3 separate regions of the Homo sapiens genome follow, and regions 1 and 3 are each linked to region 2. The links are chromatin loops, found by intact Hi-C in ENCODE. Cell type or tissue: endothelial cell of umbilical vein. All regions are shown on one strand. Region 1 has its middle 15 kb from the start of ZSWIM2. Region 2 has its middle 12 kb from the start of CALCRL-AS1. Region 3 overlaps CALCRL-AS1 (CALCRL and TFPI antisense RNA 1).

Evidence for each region. A loop is a pair of places that touch in the nucleus more often than their neighbours do. Peaks named below come from ENCODE experiments on the same cell type or tissue, not always from the same donor. Only the 100,000 strongest peaks of a DNase experiment are listed, where the experiment ranks them.
Region 1: it touches region 2 in a loop (5-fold over the local background); 2 of 110 quality-filtered maps call a loop at or near these places.
Region 3: a loop joins it to region 2, with 5 times the contacts of the local background. A loop is called at or near these places in 2 of 110 quality-filtered maps.

The regions. Positions count from the first base shown.
Region 1 is chr2:186,860,004-186,868,003 of GRCh38, reverse strand. No RefSeq gene overlaps it. Among named protein-coding and RNA genes, the nearest start is that of ZSWIM2, 15 kb to the right of the region's middle. In endothelial cell of umbilical vein, a CTCF peak has its summit at 4,957 (motif pointing left); DNase peaks (open chromatin) are centred at 4,603 and 4,853; H3K27ac peaks cover 801 bases.
Region 2 is chr2:186,987,750-186,995,749 of GRCh38, reverse strand. No RefSeq gene overlaps it. Among named protein-coding and RNA genes, the nearest start is that of CALCRL-AS1, 12 kb to the left of the region's middle. In endothelial cell of umbilical vein, a CTCF peak has its summit at 3,754; DNase peaks (open chromatin) are centred at 449, 2,959 and 3,529.
Region 3 is chr2:187,260,885-187,268,884 of GRCh38, reverse strand. The region is part of intron 2 of CALCRL-AS1 (CALCRL and TFPI antisense RNA 1); the gene reads right to left. Among named protein-coding and RNA genes, the nearest start is that of CALCRL, 180 kb to the left of the region's middle. RefSeq lists an enhancer at 4,503-5,186. In endothelial cell of umbilical vein, no CTCF peak of the experiment used is centred here; DNase peaks (open chromatin) are centred at 3,984, 4,424 and 4,614; H3K4me3 peaks cover 334 bases; H3K27ac peaks cover 2,938 bases.

The DNA.
Region 1 (8,000 bases), 130 kb after region 2:
ATCTGAAAGTAAAAAGAAGTAAATGGTACAGAGACAACTACTTGTCCTATTATACATCCTGACCTTCCTTCTTTTAGTAACAGAACTCTATTTTTCCTGGACTCTTCTGCCATCAGGAATGGTCATATGATATGAAAAAGAACTAATGTGAACAACTTCCAGATCGTTTCCTTAAATGGAAGTTACCTTCCTCTTTATCTTTCCTCTACTTCCTCCTTCCCCTTTCTTATGGGCTGGTGCCAATGAGATAGCTTCAGCATTAAGGAACAGAGAAACAACAAAATGGAAGGAACTTCAAATCCCGATTGACCTTAAGAAGAAGAGCCACCTACATTCCCTGAACTGCTTACCTTCCTTTGGAATTCTTCTACAGAGACAATCTATCTGGGGGGAGGTGGGCGGGGGTGGGATTTTTAATCCAAGGGTTCAGATAGGGATGCCTCTATCACCAGCTCCTATGGTTTGAATGATGGTGTCCCCTCCAAAATTCATGTTGAAACTTAATCCCCAATGCAACAGAATCAAGAGGTGTGTCCTCTAGGAGGTGATTAAGTCATGAAGGCTCTGGCTTCAAGAATGAGCTTAGCACCCATATAAAAAGGTTTAAGGTTTAAGGTTAAAGGGATCACTTTCTTGCCTTTCCCTCCCTTCTGCCATGTGAGGACAGCATTCCTCAACTCTAAAGGATGGAGCAACAAGCTACCACCTTGGAAGCCAAGAGGGCAGCCCTCACCATACACCAAACCTGCTGGAACCTTGATCTTGGACTTCCTGGTTTCCAGAAACAAGAGAAACAAATTTCTATTGTTTATCAGTTACCCAGTCTGTGGTATTTTGTTTTAGCAGCACAAACAGGTGAAGACACCAACCTTTTCCCCAGGGACACAAAGAGCCCAGCTCTGGTCACTCAGAGGACTACATTGTACCGACCATCATAAATGTTTCATGCTAGGTATATGGCCCACACCAAGCCCACAGAAGCCCTCCAGCTGTTTTGGTTAAAGCTATCAGGAAAATGTATATTCTCCCGCAGAGCTTCAGGTACCATACAAGCTTGGACTCTTGAGGCTCTTTTAGTAGGGAAAGTCTACCTAGAAATAAATGCAACACAAAAGAAAACAAGACCAAGAAAATAAGAAAGAGGATTGTCTTAATGATATCATTTAACCCCCTGCATCCAGCTATGCTAAAGCTAGGTGTACCCTGGGCTTCCAGGGTGCAGTTTTTGGGGGCCAATAAATCCCCATTTTTGGTTAAAACTAATTAAAATAGGATTTCTATACATTACAACTAAACAATTCTTGACTAAAACAGCTGTCAATTATAGCCTTTTTAATTGGCAGAAAATATCATTAGGACTGTTATTCTAAAAACAGTTTTTAACTTCAAAATCATTCCCATGTTCCCGGAATGTCAGTTTAAGATTGTTGCTTGTTTTATTTTACATGATCATTCTGGCCTATTAAAAGCTAAGTCTCTGACAACATCACCTCATGACGCCAAGTTTAAGTAATGCTTTTAGCCTTTTTTTGTCTGCTGTCACCCACTTTTTTTCTTTATGTATATTGTCATAGCAAATAATTTAATGCTAGTTTATATAATTTATTTTAATTAATATTATAACTTGAGTTATGACTTATGTTCTTTTGGGGGATTATGTGTAACACTTTATCTCTTATTTTAGCTAATGAAAGACATGTGAGATTTATTTGAAAGAGAACTTTCAAACTGAATTATATGAACATAAATACGTATTTTGGCGTTTTTTTTCCTTCTCTATATAGCGTGAACACATAATGTGTAAATGCAAATAGGTTCTGTTAAAAGGCCACTCTAGTTCCACTAAGTGAAGACTCAGGAGTCTTGGCTATTGCCAGTCATTGCTAATTCATTTAACAGAAAATATCTGAGCACCCTCTGCCAGGCAGAGTTCTAAGCTTTAAAAATACTGTAGTGAAGAAAGCAGTCAAGCTCTTACTCCTCAAGAGATGAGTGTTCTCAGATACATTGAATCTCCTCCCACCATCTGATGAGAGTGTTCTCTTCAGGATTCATCCCATCACAGTCATTGTCCTAAGTGCCTTTCTAAAATCATGAATCCTGAGGGAAAACTGGAGTCACAGATAGTTGGCCTCGTTGGACATCACCTGACACTTCAGTCCACCTCTACTGAGAACTCTCAAATCTAGAATCATTGACTCCATTATGTCCCTGTCTACCCAGCCCAGCACAGAATTCAAGCCCCTTACTGACCTTACCTCTCATATGTTCTCATTCCCATTCTACTCAATCCTCCTTCAGTTGTGAGTACCAATGCTCTTCTCTTTCCCACTTTTCTTTGTACCCTGTGAGATTATTTTTCTTTTTTTGTTTCATTTCTAATTAGTTTATGTGCAATGACTAAATATTACTTATGATGAAGGACAGTGTTCAGCATACATTTAATTCCTAATTTGGTTGTTTTTATAAATATGAGAAAAATTTTTTGTAATAATGTGGGATAGGACAGGTGGAAATGGATGTTTTGGTATTAGCAACATAAATCCACTATTGAAATCCTTTCATGTTATATGCCAAAAGTCACATAGGGATGTATTATCAAAAATTATATTTTAATGATTTATCAGTTCCTTCAATTGTTTTGAAAGCAAAAAATTAGAAACTCCCTGACGTTCAAAAAATTTTGTTTCTGAATCATTGAGGAAATTCACTTTCTCATCATCAATACAAATTTTTCTTTTGTTTGATGTCTCCATGATTTTATACCCTGGGATGATCAACATCAGATTAGATAATATGTGATTTTGTTTGATAAAGCAAGAGAAGTGTAGTTGCAAAAGGAAAGTAGGAAAAGAAAACAAGTATGATATTTTAACTAAAGCTCTAAGGCCAATTAATATTAGCAAAGAGTGTATGTGGAATGGAGGATATAGACATTAATCTCTAAATTATTTCAACCCTATGTACTTGGTAAAGTCTTCATGGACCTCAAGAACTGTACATATCTCAGTTTGAAGACTGCTGATTAACTATTCCATAAAATCTCAACCTTGGGGCAGCTGGCGTTAGCAAACCTTGAGCTGCCAAGTTCTTTATTCCCTTTCTTTGAATAGTCATATTCCATCGAAGTAGAGTCTACAGTCCGTATTCACTATATTACTCTTTCATGTCCTATGTCATCCTCAGTCATACTGTAAATGGTAATCTCTTCTCATAACTCCATAGCAGAGTCACCAACAATTTCCTAATTCATAAATATGTGCCTTTTATTGCTTATATGGCTGGACTACTTTGCAGCATTTGACCCTGGTGACCATTCTATTTCTCTTGAAATTCACTACTTTGTTGTTGTTGTTTGGGTTTTGTTTCTTGTTTTTTGTTTTTTGTTTTTGAGACGGAGTCTCGCTGTGTCACCAGGCTGGAGTGCAGTGGTGTGATCTCGGCTCGGCTCACTGTAACCTCCGCATCCTGGGTTCCAGTGATTCTCCTGCCTCAGCCTCCCAAGTAGCTGGAACTACAGGACGTGCCACCACACTCAGCTAATTTTTGTATTTTTAGTAGAGACGGGGTTTCACCATGTTGGCCAGGATGGTCTCCATCTCTTGACCTCATGATCTGCCTGCCTCAGCCTCCCAAAGTGCTGGGATTACAGGTATGAGTCACTGCGCCCGTCCAAAATTCACTACTTTTTATGCTTAACACTTTATTCTTTCCTTTCCAGCTTCTTTTTCAGGATTCCCTTTCATTGTACACTATTCCTAAAATGTTATTCTGCAAGGTTTCTGCCCTTGGCCTTTTTCTCTCCTCATTGAACAAACCCTGCCTGGGTAAACTTATCTACTCTCTGACCCATTCTACATCATGATAATTACTGTATCTCCCGCTCAAATATTTTTACAAAATGTATGAGCTTTATAGCCAATGCCTATCAGACAGCTTCAGTTTGCTGTCCACTCCACTGCCTCAAAATGGCAGAATCTGAACTCATTATCTATCCTGCTGAACTTACAACTCTTCCTGGAGTCCCACGTAGTTATGAATGCCACCACCAAGACTTCTAAATTAGAAACCCCAAGGGACTTTCTCATTTCCTAATTATCTGCATCCATAAGTGACCAAGTCTTAATAATTAAATCTCTTACACATATATATTATCAAATTGTCTTTAAATAATTCGTCTAACAAATATTTATCGCATACCTATTACGTTTCAGCCACTTTTCTAATTATAATAAACAGAAAATAAAGATAGACATGCTCCTTGTATTTGTTGACATTTATATGTGTGTCTATGTGAGTTTATATATGTGTGTGTATATATATACATCCACATATACACATATAGGTATATGTATGGCTGATGTTGAGATGAGTCAAGGTCAAGTCAATACAAAGCCAAAGCCAATGATGCTACAGTGATTAGTCAGAGGGGGAATAAATAAGTTAAAAATATCTAACAATAATTACCCAACACGTCCTCTTAACAAGAACACTTATCAGTTGCCATGGCACTAAACTAGTCAATTATTGCTCATATCCTTTAAAGCATATTTATAAACTAGATAACAGATGGTGGAAATGTTATACTTTTGATCTTCCCAGTCAGCCAAATGTCTCTCTTAACCTACTAAAAAAAAAAAAAAACACTGACTGAAAATCCAAAGTTCAGATGCAGGAAACACATTCATTGCTGTCATTTCTGTCAGTAGTTGTTTTCTTTTTCTATTCCCTGATGTATATTAGCACCAAAGGTTAACTAATTTAAGCAGCTCATACTAATCTGAATAGGTAGGGGGAAAAGGAACATTTGAGTAGAGAATAATGATTACAATGCAGAAGATGATTACATTATTAAATCTAAATTTCACATCATCATTTTTGGAAAGATAAATAAAAACATGTTTATGAACAAGCAATGATTTAATGATTGCTAACCCAATAGCATTCAGGTTCACGGTACTATGCTGACACCTAGTGGAATAAAAATAGGATCCCAATGCTTCCAAGAAATCCATTTTTAAGCTTTTCACCCTTAAGCTGTAGAATAAATAATACACACATACACACAGACTCACATGATATACATATCATAAACATGCCAAAAGGCAAGATGGCCTTGGTGCCAATTTAGTGAAAAATTGCTTGAAATGATTGAAAGCAGATGCTGTTGGTTTTCAAATAATACCTCACCAAATTCCATAAAAATTTGGTTTTTAAAAGTAATCAGTAGCTTTTTCTTCATTTTTGTTTTAATCAAATTTGGTTTTTTAAATGTAGCTAAAATAATCAGTGTTTGTTGAGACAAAAATGGTCCTCTCTTCTCTACATCCCATTTCCCCTTCCCCAAACTTACCATTATGCAGATAAGAAACATTTTCAAACATGTAAGATTTGTTTTATTATGCTTTTGCTTTTTTTCAGTTTCAAGGGTACATATACATGTTTGTTATATAGGTAAACTGCATGTCATAAGGGTTTGGTATACAGATAATTTTGTCACCTAGGTTGTAAGTATAGTACTTGGCTAGGTATAGAACTCTAAGTTAGAAATTACTTTTCCTTAGAATTTTGAAGGCATTACTCTTTGTCTCATGGTTTCACTGCTGTTGATGAGAAGTAAAAATCAATTCTGATTCTAGATCCTTTAGTTTCTCTCTCTTTCTCCCCTTTCCTTCCTCTCTCCCTCCCTCTCCTTCCCTCCTCTCTCTCTCCCTCCCACTTCTTTCATCTCTCTCATTCTCTCCCTCTCTCCCTATCTTCCTTTCTCTCTCTCTCTCTCATACACACACACACACACACACACACACACACACACACACCCCCCACAGAGTGTAGGATCTTCTGTCATTCCCCAGAATTATGAAATTTCATGTCCATCGGTCTTGGTAGGACGCAGAGCCACCACCTGTAGGTGTGAACTGCATGACTTCGCTTATGCATACACAGTGCTTCCTTGGAGTGGTTCCATGCCCAACCTATACATCCGTACTCAGCAAATGTGTTATACTTGAGGAGCCCTCGAATCAGTTCCAGGAAATGTTGTAAAATTATTTTTGAAATTTTCTTCCCATTTCTTTTATCTGGTCTCTTTCCGGAATTTCTGTTAATTGGGTAGTGAAACTGTTGTGCTCTCTTCCAATATTTCCTCACTTGAATTCTTATTCTGTTTTTTGTTGTTGACGGTGATGGTGATGGTGAATTAGTTTTTGTTGTCTTTTTTTGTTATTGTTTGATTATTTGGGAGGGAACTTTCTCAGCTCTTACAATTATCTTTTCTTTGTAATAATTTAAATTACTAAAATCTCATTTTTATTATCTTAATATGTCTTTATTATAGCATTCTGTTCCTTTGTTTCTATAGACATCTCTCTAAAAATATTATGCAAATTTTTATGATTTTCTCTCTGCAGAATCTCCGTTTCGACCTCATAGTTTTTTACTTTTAGCTATTTGATCTGCATCTTTTATGTTAAAGGTCACCCTTAGATTTATAAGCCTTGATTGTCAGCTCATATTTTAGAGTCGGTGATGAAAAACCCCAGTTTGAAACACTGAGTGGGCAGGAGGGGCTTTCTGACTGTAAACATCACTGCAGGTAATCTGGCTGGACCATGCCATCAGGGAGCCCCTCTAATTAATATTTACATTTTCATCAGATTCTCTAGAGAAGACTCTTACTATTTTCTTCTTGGAAGGCAAATTTCTGATAACCAGTAATCTAGTTATAGGGTAGAGTAAGGAGGGGGTGGGATTCAGCCTCCAGTATGCATGTTAACTTAATACCACTTTTTTGGTAAGATATCACTAATTATGCTTGGTATCCCTCAATGCCCTTTTGTTTGACCTCCTCCAGAGAACAAATCTCTGCTGATTTACTTGGATGGAGGCAATTACCTAAATTTTCAGACTGAGAAAGGAGAACCAGGAATGTAACTCCTTCCTAAGCAGCTTTCAATTAGTTTTCCTTTTTATAAAATACATCCCACTGGACCCTCCAACTGCCAAAGGTAGCTAATCACATAAATCCTTGGCTCTTTTAAAATTCTTCAAAGTAAATTGAACTGGTTCTTACCTTTTGCAACACAAGTTTAGTATAGAGTTTTCATAAGTTTGCTATAATGCCTACCACTTATCCATCATTTCATTTTCCAAAATTATGTTGCTGTTGTCTCCACTCTGATTCCTTTTGACTTGTGGGTTCATGTCTTTCATAATATTCCTTTACTATAGCTTCAGTGGGGTTTTGGAAAATACATTATTTAGATTCATATGTTTAATTTACCAAGAAGCAACCTTGTGTGCTTATTTAGCTAATAGATCTTTTTGCCACTTGGGTCACTGAGAGGAAAGCCAAAATACACTAAAGATATTGGTTTATAAGTGTTCCAATGCAATAGAACCAAAGATGATATTTAGAGAGTCTAGCTGTGCACTTCCACACCTAAATTACCTTGGAGACATCATAAATTCATGACTAATTCTTCAAAATTTGTGCCTCCAAAACGAGGTTATTTTAAAGGAATGAAACCTCATTAATAGCATGATGTTATATTAGTTTGATGCAGTCTATGTCAATTTACCAGTTAAACCTTCAATTGTCAAAATCCTTAATCATAAATAATTGAATGTAAGATTTTTATATCAACTAAGCCTTCTTTCCTGGAAAAAAAAAAAAAAGAGTAGCACATGAAAGTGAGTCCACACTTACATATCCAACTTTTTAATATGCATCTCCATTAAAAATCTCACAGTTGGCCTAGCACAGTAGCTCATGCCTGTAATCCCAGCACTTTGGGAGGCCAAGGAGGACTGATCACGAGGTCAGGAGATTGAGACCATCCTGGCCAACATGGTGAAGCCCTGTCTCTACTAAAATACAAAAAATATTAGCTGATCGTGGTGGTGTGCGCCTGTAGTCCCAGCTATGCGGGAAGCTGAGGCAGGTGAATCACTTGAACCTGGGAGATGGAGGTTGCAGTGAGCCGAGATCATGCCACTGC
Region 2 (8,000 bases):
GGGCAAAACCAGTATATTTAAATAAATTTGTATATCCATATTTAATATTTTATTAATGATCTGAAATAATGGCATTGTCGAAATGTTTTCAAATTTTAGACTCTGTAAAAATTTTTTAAACCAAATATCTAGAATGGATAATGAAATCTTGGTGTTTAATAAAATATGTTGGTTAAAAAAATTTAAATATCACTTGAAAACATATAAACATACACATGCACACCACACACACACACACACACACACACACACACACTAAATTAGAGCTGGCTTCAAGAACACCCTACTAGTCTTGAAGATTGGGTCCCTCCTCTCCTTGCTAACATTCGTTGAATTTCTTAACTAAAGAAAATAGGAAAATGTCAATAGTAGCTAAAGTCATGTTCTGAACAAGCAGGTTTCAACTCTGGTTATTTCATCACTGGACTCTTCTCAAATAGAGTTGGCAAGAGTAATTCTGAAATCAACACAGAAAGTCACAGAAGAGCAAATTCAGGTCATCTGACTCATTCCATTTGTAACTTAAAGAGCATTTAAACCCGTATTTTCAGGGGAGAAAGTTATAAAGTATTGCAAATCAACTGTTACTTTTTTCAATTTTTTAAAAACTTTGAGTTGGAGAGAAGCAAGAGAAAGAAAAGAAAAAAGTTTATTTTTAAATAGAAAACTTTCAAATTGCTGAAAATAATTACCTTTATATGACAAATTGGAAATAAATTCAAAAGAAATGATCATATAATCCATATAAGCTTTACTGTTAAATCAAACATTAAAATCCTATTTCTAAAATAAAAAGTAACATTTTTATTTATTAAGATTCCTTTTTAGGTATTCCATTTCTGAATGTGAAATATTACATACCCCCAAAAGTCTAAAACTAAAGTGTTAAACATTCAAACTGATTTATCCTTCTTTCTTTGGGTAAAACTTTATTTTTTTAATTTTATTTTTAGAAAATTATGTTATTTTAAAATTATTGTTCTAATTATAACTATATTATTAAAAAAATTATAGTGAAATATTCAATTAATCATTGATATAATGTACCTATTAACATCATGTATTTCCAAAAATGTGTTTAATAGGTACTATTAAACGTTTCTATCTCACACTCAAGATATTGTTGAATATCAGCTCATTACTTCATCTGGGTTATTTTGGGACATAAAAGACAATCCAGAGAGGAACAGAGAATGTTCCTCCCTATGTTTGCTGCTCTACACAGCCACTTGTTTTAAGCAGGAGAGATGAGTTTCGTTATTGAATTTGCTGCCACTAAAAACATTAGTAGAACAATCAATCCTATTTGTTCATTCTAGTCTTTAAACTCTTCCTCATGTTTCTTTTTCCCCTCTTTAACCTTGTGGTCCCCTGGTTTCTTTGATGAGTATTTCCTTTTCTTATTTATATCTTTATATTTACATATATTATATATTTATATTTACATTTATATATATTTATATCTGCCCTCTATATCTTTTCCTATTCAATTCTTATTTTGAAGGCTAGTTTAATGACCAACACATTGTAGTGTTGTACTAACGATCACTTTTCCAACTGATTCTTCCTCTTCTTTTAAAGAATATCACTTCAACTGAATGTCTGATCACAGACTGAAAGTGCCAATTTAGCTGTAAAGCTGATTTATTCTTCTTCCTTTCATTACACACATATATATTTTTTTCTGAAAAAATAAAAATTACGTTTTATAGGTTTCTAAACTGAAGTTTCCCAAGAATGATTACATCATTTTTTATTAAAAGTCATTATGTATTCCCCTAAAAGATTACAGGTACATATTAATAATACATTAATGCGAGCTTATTTATTATACTCTCTGAAGAGATATTTTGAATGTTCTTTATTAACGAATGAATAAGCAACAACCCTGTAATGTGGAAAAAAGAAAACAACCAACGATGGGAATAGTCACGTTTTTCTAGAGAAGTGCCTTTGATAACAATGGAGACCTTTACTGACAACTCATCATATTCCAAGCCTTTAGCTGAACACATTACACAGGTTATTGCATTTTGCATCTCGCCATTCCATTATATGACGAAATAGAACCATAGATAGGAAATTTCTCCATTATCACATAGCAAGAAATGGAAATTGAAACATTAGTCTATCATCAAAGACAATGTTATTTCTTGACTGCCAGGGAAGCCACCTATCAGCTAGAAAATAGAGTACTACATTTTTTACATAAAATGAAAAAGAAACAGAAATTATATGAATCTACATCACCTTGAAAAAGAAAAAAACTAAAATATAAACAAAAATCCCCAGGAATGTTACAGATATTATGCATCATTAAATTTTTGGCCAATGACACACATAAATTGTACATGAGACTAAAACTTGAATAACAATTGGAATTCTTCATGAAAATGTAAACCTTTTACTTTAAATGTCTTTCCTATATAATAAAATGATCACATTTACCCTTTTATAACTCAAAAGCAACATTTACTCTTACATTAAACCAGAAAAATTGGAGGGTTTACTAAATGTTCAGGACTTTCAACTCCAATAAATAACAGGATCCTCTTCATTTCTTGAACATAATTTCAAAATTAGTTATGAGTTTTATATATAATTGTAAAGTATATAGAACTGCTGATCAAATGTTACAGTTCATTTTACATATTGTTATATTTTGATATGCTTTTTTAAGAAAAGTAAGATACCAACAACTTTACTAGGACATAATTTCAAAAATGTCCATGGGTGTTACCTATCAAGAAAGGACTGATTTATTATCATGTAAAATACACAAACTAGCAAGGAAGAACACTTCCTATATATATTTACTTAACCATAACCTAAGGGAGTTCTTATTTGTGCATTATTGAGATTGAAACCATCCAGGGAACCTTAGAGTAACAATAGAAAGAATGGGACTCTTCCTTTAGAGATAATTTTCTCCCACCAGGAAATTAAATGTTTCTCCTGGCAGCCAGTAAAGTACACAGAGGAATGTCGGCTCACACGTATACCTCTTCAAAGCTAATCACAAACTGGGGTTACCCAAGGTTCAGACTAAAGACAGGAGCAGTCTAACCCATACATATTATTAGAGCATGTAAACCAATCTATAAGCATCAGCTAGAAGACAAGTGTTCATTAGGGTTTTACAAACAATCACAGTAAAGTAGAACTATAACACCTTTATATTACTGAAGGAGAAGAAAGAACTAACATCTGTCCTAAAGATGGCTCAGGTTATATTTTGTGTGTTTAAAGTTGTAATGTGTAATATGAAGAGATATATTTTTGTTCATCAAAACATATGTAAATCAGGAAGCTACTAACAGTGCTTATATAGACAGAAGTGGTTTTATGTAGAGGAAAGAGTGATGGATTTAAAATCAGAGAATCTGTGAGTGAATGTGGGTTCAGTAACTAGTTGCTATGTCAACTTATTAATGTTCTGTAACATATCTAGGCCTCAGTTTCTTCAACTATAAAAACTGAAATAATAGTACCTGGCTTGCAAGATTGCCGTGAGGACAGAACACATGAACACATGTAGATGGCTCTAAAAACATTCTACTACTATACAAAGATAAAGTAGTGTTATCATTGTTTCTGTAAGCAGGAAAGATCATCGCTGAAATTTAGCCACATAGAATCTAAGAGGGTACACATTATTGAAAATGCTGGGGTCTTCTCAGAGCTAACACTGTCAAACTGACATCTCCTTACTCTAAATCCAGTACAATTCTAGGCTGAACTAGCCTTCCCAAGTAGTAAGCAGAATGAGACTGGCACTATAGAGACATCTAGTGTTTGAAATAACAGAAGAGTGATGTGATGGTTAAAATAAAATTTTTCAAGAATGAAACATTCCATGTTCAAAGAAAGCCATTCAAATATTAAATCACCATTACAACAATGTCTCTATGCCATTTTTTTATTTTTTTGAGATAGTTTCGCTCTTGCTCAGGCTGGAGTGCAATGGTGCGATTTCAGCTCACTGCAGCCTTCGCCTCCCAGGTTCAAGCTATTCTCCTTCCTCAGCCTCCAGAGTAGCTGGGATTACAAGCACGTGCCACCATGTCCAGCTAATTTTGTATTTTTAGTAGAGACGGGGTTTCTCCAAGTTGGTCAGGCTGGTCCCAAACTACCAACATCAGGTGATCTTCCTGCCTCGGCCCCCCAAAGTGCTGAAATTACAGGTGTAAGCCACTGTGCCTGGCCTCTCGATGCCATTTTTAATCCTCCAGAAATTAAAAATGTGTTATCTGAATTTTCAAATCATAAACAGACATCTTTAAGAAGAGCCAGAAGTCAAGGAAGGGAACTCCACAAACTTACTGTTTAAGACATTTATCACTTAACAGGATAGAGTTTAGAGCAAAGGCAAGATCAAAGAGGTCTGGAGAGATAAGAAGTACACAGGACAGAGATTTTGTTAGGTGGAAATCAGTGAAGAAAGCTAGTTACCTTTTGAATGTGTTTGCTCTTGCTTCTCCAGTTCTTTTAATTGTGATGTTAGGGTGTCAATTTTAGATCTTTCCTACTTTTGCTTGTGGGCACATAGTGCTATAATTTCCCTCTACACACTGCTTTAAATGTGTCCCAGAGATTCTGTTATGTTGTGTTTTTGTTCTCATTGGTTTCAAAGAGCCTCGTTATTTCTGCCTTCACTTCGTTATTTACCCAGTAGTCATTCAGGAGCAGGTTGTTCAGTTTCCATTCCATGTAGTTGTGCAGTTTTGAGTGACTTCTTAATCCTGAGTTCTAATTTGATTGCACTGTGATCTGAGAGATGGTTTGTTATGATTTCCGTTCTTTTGCATTTGCTCAGGAGTGTTTTACTTCCAATTATGTGGTCAATGTGAGAATAAGTGTGATGTGGTGCTGAGAAAAATGTATATTCTGTTGATCTAGGGTGGAGATTTCTGTAGATGTCTATTAGGTCTTCTTGGTCCAGAGCTGAGTTCAAGTCCTGGATATCCTCGTTAATTTTCTGTCTCGTTAATCTAATATTGACAGTGAGGTGTTAAAGTCTCCCACTATTATTGTGTGAGAGTCTAAAACTCTTTGTATGTCTCTAAGAACTTGCTTTATGAATCTGGGTGCTCCTGTATTGGGTGCATATATATTTAGGATAGTTAGCTCTTCTTGTTGCATTGATCCTTTTACCATCATGTAATGGCGTTCTTTGTCTCTTCTGATCTTTGTTGGCTTAAAGTCTGTTTTATCAGAGACTAGGATTGCAACTCCCTTTTCATTTTCTTTCCATTTGCTTGGTAAATATCCCTCCATCCCTTTATTTTGAGCCTATGTGTCTTCGCACATGAGATGGGTCTCTTGAATATAACAGAACAAAGACCAAAAGGTCTTGACCCTTTATCCAATTTGCCAGTCTGTGTCTTTTAATTGGGGCATTTAGTCCGTTTACATTCAAGGTTAATATTGTTATGTGTGAATTTGATCCTGTCACTATGACGCTAGCTGGTTATTTTGCCTGTTAGTTGATGCAGTTTCTTCAGAGCATCGATGGTCTTTACAATTTGGTATGTTTTTGCAGTGGCTGGTCCCAGTCATACCTTTCCATGTTTAGTGCTTCCTTCAGGAGCTCCTGTAAGGCAGACCTGGTGGTGACAAAATCTCTCAATGTTTGCTTGTCTGTAAAGGATTTTATTTCTCCTTTGCTTATTAAGCTTAGTTTGGCTGGGTATGAAATTCTGGGTTGAAAATTCTTTTCTTTAAGAATGTTGAATATTGGCCCCCACTCTCTTCTGGATTGTAGGGTTTCTGCCAAGAGATCCGCTCTTAGTCTGACGGGATTCCCTTTGGGGGTAACCCGACCTTTCTCTCTGGCTGCCCTTAACATTTTTTCCTTTATTTCAACCTTGGTGAATCTGACTATTATGTGTCTTGGGGTTATCCTTCTTGAGGAGTATCTTTGTGGTGTTCTCTGTATTTCCTGAATTTGAGTGTTGGCCTGTCTTGCTAGGCTGGGGAAGTTCTCCTGGGTAATATCCTGAAGAATGTTTCCAACTTGTTTCCATTCTCTCCGCCACTTTCAGGTATACCAATCAAATGTAGATTTGGTCTTTCCACATAGTCTCATAGTTTCTTGGAGGCTTTGTCCATTTCTTTTCACTCTTTTTTCTATAATCTTGTCTTCTTGCTTTATTTCATTATGTTGATCCTCAATCTCTGATATCCTTTTCCACATGATTGATTCAGCTATTGATATTTGTGTATGCTTCATGAAGTTCTTTGAAACCAATGAGAACAAAGACACAATGTACCAGAATCTCTGGGACACATTTAAAGCAATGTCTAGAGAAAAATTTATGGCACTAAATGCCCACAAGAGAAAGCAGGAAAGATCTAAAATCGACACCCTAACATCACAATTAAAAGAACTAGAGAAGCAAGAGCAAACAAATTCAAAAGCTAGCAGAAGACAAGAAATAACTAAGATCAGAGGAGAACTGAAGGAGATAGAGACATGAAAAAACCCTCAAAAAAAAAAATCAATGAATCCAGCAGCTGGGTTTTTGAAAAGATCAACAAATAGACCACTAGCCACACTAATAAAGAAGAAAACAGAGAAGAATCAAATAGACACAATAAAAAATGATAAAGGGGGGTATCACCACTGACCCCAAAGAAATACAAACTACCATCAGAGAATACTATAAACACCTCTATGCAAATAAACTAGAAAATCTAGGCCTGGAGCGGTGGCTCATGCCTGTAATTCCAGCACTTTGGGAGGCCGAGGCGGGTGGATCATGAGGTCAGGAGATCGAGACCATCCTGGCTAACATGGTGAAACCCCATCTCTACTAAAAAAAAATACAAAAAAAAATTAGCCGGCTGTGATGGTGGGCGCCTGTAGTCCCAGCTACTCAGGAGGCTGAGGCAGGATAATGCTGTGAAACCAGGAGGCAGAGCTTGCAGTGAGCCAAGATCACGCCACTGCACTCCAGCCTGGGTGACAGAGTAAGACTCCGTCTCAAAAAAAAAAAAAAGAAAGAAAAAGAAAAAGAAAATCTAGAAGCGATGAATAAATTCCTAGACACATGCACCCTCCCAGACTAAACCACGAAGTCGAATCCCTGAATAGAGCGATAACAACTTCTGAAATTGAGGTGGTAATTAATAGCCTACCAACCAAAATAAGTTTAAAACTGGGTGGATTCACAGCCAAATTCTAACAGAGGTACAAAGAGGAGCTGGTACCATTCCTTCTAAAACTATTCCAAACAATAGAAAAAGAGGGAATCCTCCCTAACACATTCTATGAGGCCAACATCATCCTGGTACCAAAACCTGGTAAAGACACAACAACAAAAAAAGGAAATTTCAGGCCAATATCCCTAACAAACATCGATGCAAAAATCCTCAGTAAAATACTAGCAAACTGAATCTAGCAGCACATCAAAAAGGTTATCCACCATGATCAAGTAGGCTTCATCCCTGGGATGCAAGGCTGGTTCAACATACACAAATCAATAAATGTAACCCATCACATAAGCAGAACCAATGACAAAAACCACGATTATCTGAACAGATGCAGAAAAGGAATTTAACAAAATTTAACAGCCCTTCATGCTAAAAACTCTCAATAAACTAAATATTGATGGAACGTATCTCAAAATAATAAGAGCTATTTATGACAAACCCATAGCCAATATCATACTGAATGGGCAAAACCCGGAAGCATTCCCTTTGAAAACTGGCACAAGACAAGGAAGCCCTCGCTCACCACTCCTATTCAACACAGTATTGGAAGTTCTAACCAGGGCAATCTAGCAAGAGAAAGAAATAAATGGTATTCGATTAGGAAACTAGAAAGTCAAATTGTCTCTGTCTGCAGATGACATGATTGTATATTTAGAAAACCCCATTGTCTCAGCCCAAAATCTCGTTAAACTGATAAGCAACTTCAGCAAAGTCTCAGGATACAAAATCAATGTGCAAAAATCACGAGCATTCTTATACACCAATAACAGACAAACAGAGAGCCA
Region 3 (8,000 bases), 270 kb before region 2:
AAATGCCTATTGGGTACAATATTCACTATTTGGGTAATGGGTGAATTAGAAGCACAATCTCCACCAGCACATAACATAACAGTGTAACAAACACTCACATGTAATCTCTTTATCTAAATTAAAATATTTTAAAAAAAGAAAAGAAAAGAACAAGTGTTGCTGAGGATGTGGAGAAATTGGAACCCTTCTGCACTGTTGGTGGGAAAGTAAATGGTGCAGCTGCTTTGAAAAACAGTACTAAGTTTCCTCAAAATTTTAAAAATAGAACTACCATATGATTCAGCAATCTCACTTCAAGGTATTGATCTAAATGAATTGAGATCAGGGTCTCAAAGAGTTAGCTGTGCTCCCATGTTCATTGCAGCATTAGTCATAATAGCCAAGATGTGGACTCAACCTAATTGTCCATCAACAGATGAGTGGATAAATAAAATATGGTAAATATATACAATGGAATATTATTCAGTTTTATAAAGGAAGGAAATTCTGTCATATGCTACAATGTGAATGAAACTTTAGGACATTATACTAAGTGAAACAGGCCAGTCACGTAAGGAGAAATGTTGCATGATTACACTTACATGGGATATTTAAAGTGGTCAAACTCACAGAAACAAAGTAGAATGGTGGTTGCCACGGCCTAGGAGAAGAAAGAAATGGGGAGTTGCAAAATGTGTGTGGAGTTTCAGTCAGGCAGAATGAAAAAGCTCTAGAGATGTGCTGTGCAACAATATGCATACAATTAACAATACTGTACATACCGTACACTGAAAATTTTGTTCAGAGAGTAGAATTCATGATATGTCTTTTTTTTTAACCACAATAAAGAAGTCATGCGAAGATGTGTGTTTTGTCCACTGTTCCCTTCATGGGCTTGGGCTGTGGCTGCCAAATGTTAGGTACTCCATGTATATTTTCTGAATGGACTGATGAATGAATGAACACACATCCTGGCCCCAAAGCCAACTGAGACTGATAAAATCTCAAAGTACAATTGCCTTCTTAAGTGGCTGGTGGTGTGGGGCTCATAAGAGTTTTAAATCCAGACAAACCATGTTTTGAATCTGCCTTCTGACCCCCCTCCTCTGGGTGACCTTGCATAAGCGTCTCTGGAGCTGTTTTCTCATTATCTTGGGGATAGTAACATGTATCTCCAAATGTGGTACAAAATCCTACTGGATGATATGCATAAACCTCTGAGTATGCTGCCCTGCGTGGAGTACATGCAGCACTCCTCAACCCCTTAAATACCAGAATTATGTTCTCCATCACCATCACCATCCACATTCTCATCAATAAGCCTGCAACACCTTGCCCCTGATGACAAAGCTCTGTATTCACATGATCTCACCCAATCACTGTAGCAGAAACTCTAGAGAAAGAGGGGCCGAGGTGGCTCCTTTTCTCACTTTAAAAGCACATCAACTAAGACTATGGGCACATCGACTCAGCATCACACAGGGAAAAGTAGGAATAGGTGGACTGATGGATACCAAATCTCATGATTTTGTTCCAGCTTCATGTCTCAATCTAGAGGTGTCTAAACACCTCCAGAGGCTTCTACCTCCTGGAGCAGGCCAGCTCCTCTCTCACCTGGCCTCCTGCCTTCCTACTATGTATTCATACTGCAGCCTGCAGGAACTTTCCAAAACATGAATCTCACCGTGCCTGTCACTGCCTAGAATCCTTCATGGCTTCATGCTGCTCTAGGGTTAAGACCTTTGCATGGCTGGCAAGGGCCTCGGCATTCTGAGCACAAATTGTATCTCCGACTTGTCCTGCATCTTGCTCCTGATTCTCTGTTGGATTTATCTGTATGCATCTCCCACTGGCTACCAGAAAAATGAGACTTGCCTAATGTACCCCATCAGAGTGCAGTTGTGGGCTCACTGTACACGCGTGTGCTTGCCTGTGAGCTCCTTCATTATATCTTTCCTATGAGGACAAAGCCCAGCCAGGCTGGTTTACTACTAGATAGAACAGTACCCAGCATACAGCAGCTGCTAATTGTGTTCATTGAATACATGAATAGATGAACACATACATAAGTGAAAGCATACATGGGCACATGCACATATACTTCTGCACTTGGAGCCTCTGTGCAGGCCTCGACAGGGCTTTTCCCGCAGCTGTCAAGGACAAATTCCAATACTCAGGCTGGTCTCAGCCCCTACCCACACCTTCTTGTTCCTTTACCCTCAGACCCATCCATCTCCTTTCTTCTTAAAGACAGCACACAAATGCCTGGTTGGCATTTGCGATTGGCTGGGCCCCATGTTACCTGAGTGGAATTCTGTTCCATGACAGTAGTCCCTTGGGAGAAATCCAGGAGAGCAAACTGCACAGGAACAGCTTCCTAGAAAATTGTAAGATTTGAAAGTTCTTTTAATGAATTAAATGGAGAAGAAAACTCCCGAAGATGGATAAAGCAGTGAGGACTTTCATCACCCTTCGGCCTTTTAAAATAAAACTACTTTTTTAATTGTGGTAAAAAATATACATAGCATGACATCATCATGAACCATTTCCAGAACTTTTTTATCTTTCAAAACTAAATCTCCATACCCATGAAACATAACTCCCTATTTCCTCCTCCCCCAGCATTCTACTTTCTGTCCCTATGATTCTGACTATTCTAAGTAGCTTCTGTAAGTGAAATCATACCATATTTGTCCCATGGTGTCTGACTTATTTTACTTAGCTTGATGCCCTTGAGGTTCATCTGTGTAATACCATGTTGTCAAAACTTTCTTCCTTTTGAAGGCTGAATAATTCTTCCTTGTGTGTGTATATCTCATTTTGCTTGTTCATTCATGTCAATTGCAACCCACTCTTGGGTTGCTTCCATCTTTTGACTATTGTGAATAATGCCGCTATGCACATAGGTGCACAGATACCTGTTTGAGCCCCTGATTTCAATTCTTTTGAGTATATACCCACAAATGGAATTGCTGAATCATGTAGGAATTATATTTTTAATTTTTTGAGGCACACCATTCTGTTTTCCACAGTGGCTGCACCATTTTACATTCCCACTAATACTGAAAAAGGGTTAAAATTTCTCCACATCCTCCCCATCACTTGTTTTGTTTTTACAATGGCAGCCATCCTAACAGGTTTGAGGTGGTGTCTCAATGTAGTTTTGATTTGCATTTCCCTTATGATTCATGATGTTGAACATCTTTTTGTCTGCATTTTTCATTCGTTGGAGAGATATAAAATAAAAAGTCCTTTACCAAGTTAAAAAAAAAAGGTCATGTTTACTTCATGGTGCTTTGTATGATTTTCTTTCAATCATCACTGATGATACTTAAAGATAAATTATTATTTGTAGTCTCCAGTATGTTGCTTATACTTTCCAATTTTTAAAACATTTAAAACAGCTAGATTTAATGACCTATCCTAAGTTTTTTTGTTTTTTGTTTTTTTTTTTTAACAGAGCAACTCATTCAATCTATTTACACCAGTTTTTTTCTTCCTCTTGTTAACTTCATAATTTCTTACTGACATTGACCTCTCTCACACAATACTTTTATACTCTACTTTCTTATTTATAATGTTTATGCTGTTATAAAATGTGTCTATTGTCAACGCTTGTAAAACATATTTTATCTACATGTCAAAAAATAACTCTTGCCTATTTCACACAAAGAATATTTTTGTATGGCATTGAAATTAAGTTCTCATATATTCTCAAGCTTGACTAGGGAATTGTTTCTTCCCATTTAACTTCTTGAACTTATAGTATGATGTGAACCTTAATTTACTGAAGTATATATTAAAAATTAGGAAAAACAGCTCTATTACATTCTTACGAATGTTATCAGAAATGTCATCACTGAAACTTCAGGAAAGAAAGTGACAGATGATAAAGGCCTACTGATATAATCCCCACTCACTATTTCCACTCACACCCCTTCTCTCTCTCTTCAGCTCTCCTATTTCCCACACCAATGTGCCCGTCCCCACTAGAAAAAAGGGAAGGCTTTCAGTGAAAGAAATGTAATGTAGCTAGCCATTGAAGGAACCAGGAAGACTCAGCCCTGCACTATCACAAGGAAACAAATGTGAGAAAAGATAAGAAAACTCAATGAGAATGCAATAGGAAGAACCAAAGAAAATTGTCTAAGCAACAGAACAGCACAAGAAAACATACTTAATAGGAGGAAACAGGCACAGTTCTTGAGCAGTGAATCATAAGAATTAGAGGCCATCTAGGTTTCTGATTTTGGAAATAATGTTTTATAGAGTAAAATCTAAAACAGAAAGCAATCATTATAAACAATTTTCTTCCCTCCAAAAACTTTTCACTGGGCACTCTGCGATGCTAATGCCGTAATTACTGCCTCTAACTCTGCACCTCATTCAGAAGTGCTACCGGCAGCACATGCCTTAAGTGAGCCTCAGAGTGTAGTTTTCCTTGCAGCCCTCCACCTCACCCCACAACAGAATAGTCACACTCTGAAGTTCCATAAACACAAGGCTGGGGAAATTGCCTCAGCAAAAAGTGCCTGCTCTCCAACCTACGCTGTCAGTCTAACAAATGGCCATGTTACAGCACCCTCGTTACATTATCCCTCTACCTGTGCTCAAACACTAACCCCTCATACATCCTCAACGATTTTGTTGCAATGAGTATCCTTCTTCTTCATGATTAATTCCTCTTTTCCTCTTTCTTATCTTTGTTTTTCTTTTCTTCTTTTTTTTTTTTGTGTGTGTGACTATTTCTTTTGGAACTGGATCAAGCAAAAAACAACTCCCTCAGTTTTATGATTTCCTATAACATATTCCCATCTGTTTCCGTTCCTCAAAGTTGAGCATCTTGAGCTTTCTACATGCATTGTCCCTTTTTCTTATTCAAATCTCCATGCATTGCCGTCCACCTTCTTCCCCATTACAAAGAAACTACTTTCACGCAAATTTCCAGTGACTGCCTGGATTCAAAGTGCAATGTACATATTTAATCACTCTTCTTTTCCTTCTCTACGACTTCTCTTTTCACTTCTCATGATGTCATTAAAAAATAGCATCTTGGAACACACCCAGCCCTTGATTTCCAAGACACTATTTTCTATTATTTGGGTTTTTTGTTGTTTTTCTACTTAATATTATCTTTGATTTGTTTTTCCCCAACATTCCTTAAAGACAAATGTTTTGCTCTTCTATCCTTAGTTTTTTTTCTGTTAATTATTTACATTCTCTCTGGCTTTAACTAAAATATGTATACTAATGACTTCACATCTTTTTTAACAGTATAGAAATTTTTTTCCAAAATTTAGAGCTGTATTTCCAAATTCCTGCCATACTTCAACACTTGGAAGTAACATTCATGCTTAAATTCAGCATGGCTAACACTGAACTTGTCATCTCCAATCCTGTTTCTATTTCAATTGTCTTCATCTTGGGTAATTGCATCATCTACTCATCTAAGTTGAAAATGATCCTCAATACTCTCTTTACCAAATCCTTCCCTCAACCATGTGTTATTAAGCCCTGTAGATTCTACCTCCTAATTATCTCTCAAATTGGACCCCAGCCCTGCTGCTTTCAATCTATCATCAATTTATTGTTAATGTTTTAAAAAAATCATGTTGAAAGTAAAATGAAAAGGGTTTTTGTGTAAATACCTCCCAGGAGCTCTTACTATTTGTGAATCTTCAATTCATTTAATACTACTGAGTTTCTAGCTTGTCAAATCTTTAATGGATGAGAAAAGCAACCTCTTTACAAGGTTAAATTAAATCATGCATACACAAGTGCCTGCCTCTCGGTAAACACTCAACAATATTATTATTATCATCATCATTAACTTTACTGCTATTATTATGACTTATCCTGGTTTAAACCCATGGAAGTACTACAGATTTTCTTTCAGTGTTCTTTATCATCTAATTACGAACTTCTCTAGCCTCATTTTCTTATGCTCTTTGACAGAAGCCCTGCTTTTAGTGAGGTGCTTTTTCTTCTTGCTTTTCTAAAATAACTACTCAAATTCTTGTTCTTCTTACATAACTACTGAGAAATCTGTCAAAAACCCATTTCAATAATTACTTATTCCAGAAGGACTAACAAGAAAAGATGCACAAGGAAACATTGCAAAGAGACAGAATTTTACAGAATATTGAGACATATCTTAATTGGGGTGGAGGTTTCACAGCTGAATGTCAAAAGTCATCAATCTGTAGAGTAAATGTGTCCATTTTATTATATGTAAAGTATACCTCAGTACATTGATTTCTAAATGATTTCATACAGAACGTCTTCAGTAACTCCTTTCTTCCCAGGCTGAGATATGTGATCATATGTGAGTGTCCAGCGTGCATGCATACAATCTCCGCATAACACTTATTCTATTTTCATCTTATTAAGTGCCGAACTTATTATGAATCTCCCTATAAATTATAGGACACTCTTTTCTAAATCTTTAGCTCCAGCATCTTGTATAAGACCTAAACACAGCAGGACTTCAAAGCATGTTTATAGAATCAGTGAATTAATAATTACACACTGAGTATTTTAAATATGTGTTACCCACAAATGTCCTTTACTCTCATACTTTTGTCAAATTAGTACTAATTTTTCAAAATTCCACTTGGGCATCTTCTTCTACATGAAGACTTTTCTATCCCCTTCCTTGTTACAGTACTTTCCTTTTTCTTTTATTTCAGCTTTTGTATATGGGGCAGCTTTGGGGAATGGTTGGGGAATTATTAGAATCTGTTATCAGAATACTAGGATCAACAGAGATGAATACAAGAATTAAAAGAGGAAAATCCAAGTAAACAGCTTAGACTAGGATAACCTGAAAGTTGAAAAGAAGTTAGGTAAAGTAATGCTTTAACTTAAGGCTATGCTATCTTACTGGTAAGTGTATTATTGGTAAATAATTTACTCAGCTGACATTTTAGGGGTGTGAGAATTAGGAAAGACTGATTCGTATTATAAATTCAGATTGAAATTTGGTAACATTGTAGAAATATCTGAGTAAGCATTTATAATTGATTGAAAGATTAAGATCACATGTTGTGTGACATATCTAATTCATACAATCAAATATTAGAATGTTGCACATAATTGCTAGTTAATAACCACTTTATTTGATCATAAGATTAATAATCATATTAATGTTTTGAAATTAAAAAGTTAAAATATTGCATATTGCATACAGGACTTATTTTCACTTTGTGGGAAACAAACAAGTAAGGATCAGTTAAGGACTGTCATCCATTCATTACAAAGAATATCTGTGCAGCACTGAATACCAAGGACATCTTGAACTGGGAAAACTGTGATGAGAATATGGGACTACATATATCAACTGCATGTCACTTCCAAATATACCAAGAACCTTGACCAGAAAGAACCATAATGCCCACTGGACAGAGGCACTTACAGGGCGTATTACTAATAAATACCAGCCTACAAAGTACCAAGGAGTGTGATCCTGTAAGAAATACATCCCTACCAGCAGGAAAGGCTCCTGGGGTTATAGACGGGCTAGGGGGACCATTTTATAAACATGAAGAATATAAAGTCAAATGACCTGGCCTCAAGGGAACATATAAGCAGTCATGTGACTGACAGTTTGCTTTAATAACCCTATCACATAAAGTATCTTTATTCTTGAACTAGGAAGAGACACAAAATCCAATATCCAATATATTCTCCCCTTTTATATATATATATATATATATACACACACATATATATACACATATATATATACACACACATATATACACATATATATATACACACACAAATATTTATACACACACACACACACACACATATATATAAAATGAATTGAGTGGCCAAATAAGTTGTAAATGAATAAATGATGCATAATATTGGAGAATAGCTCCTTGTGTTAGAGAAGATAGCTATTTTTTTATTTTCCAACTTTCATTTTAAATTAAGGGACACAGGTGCAGGATGTGCAGGTTTGTTACATAGGTAAACATGAACTATGGTGGTTTGCTGCACAGATCATCCCATCA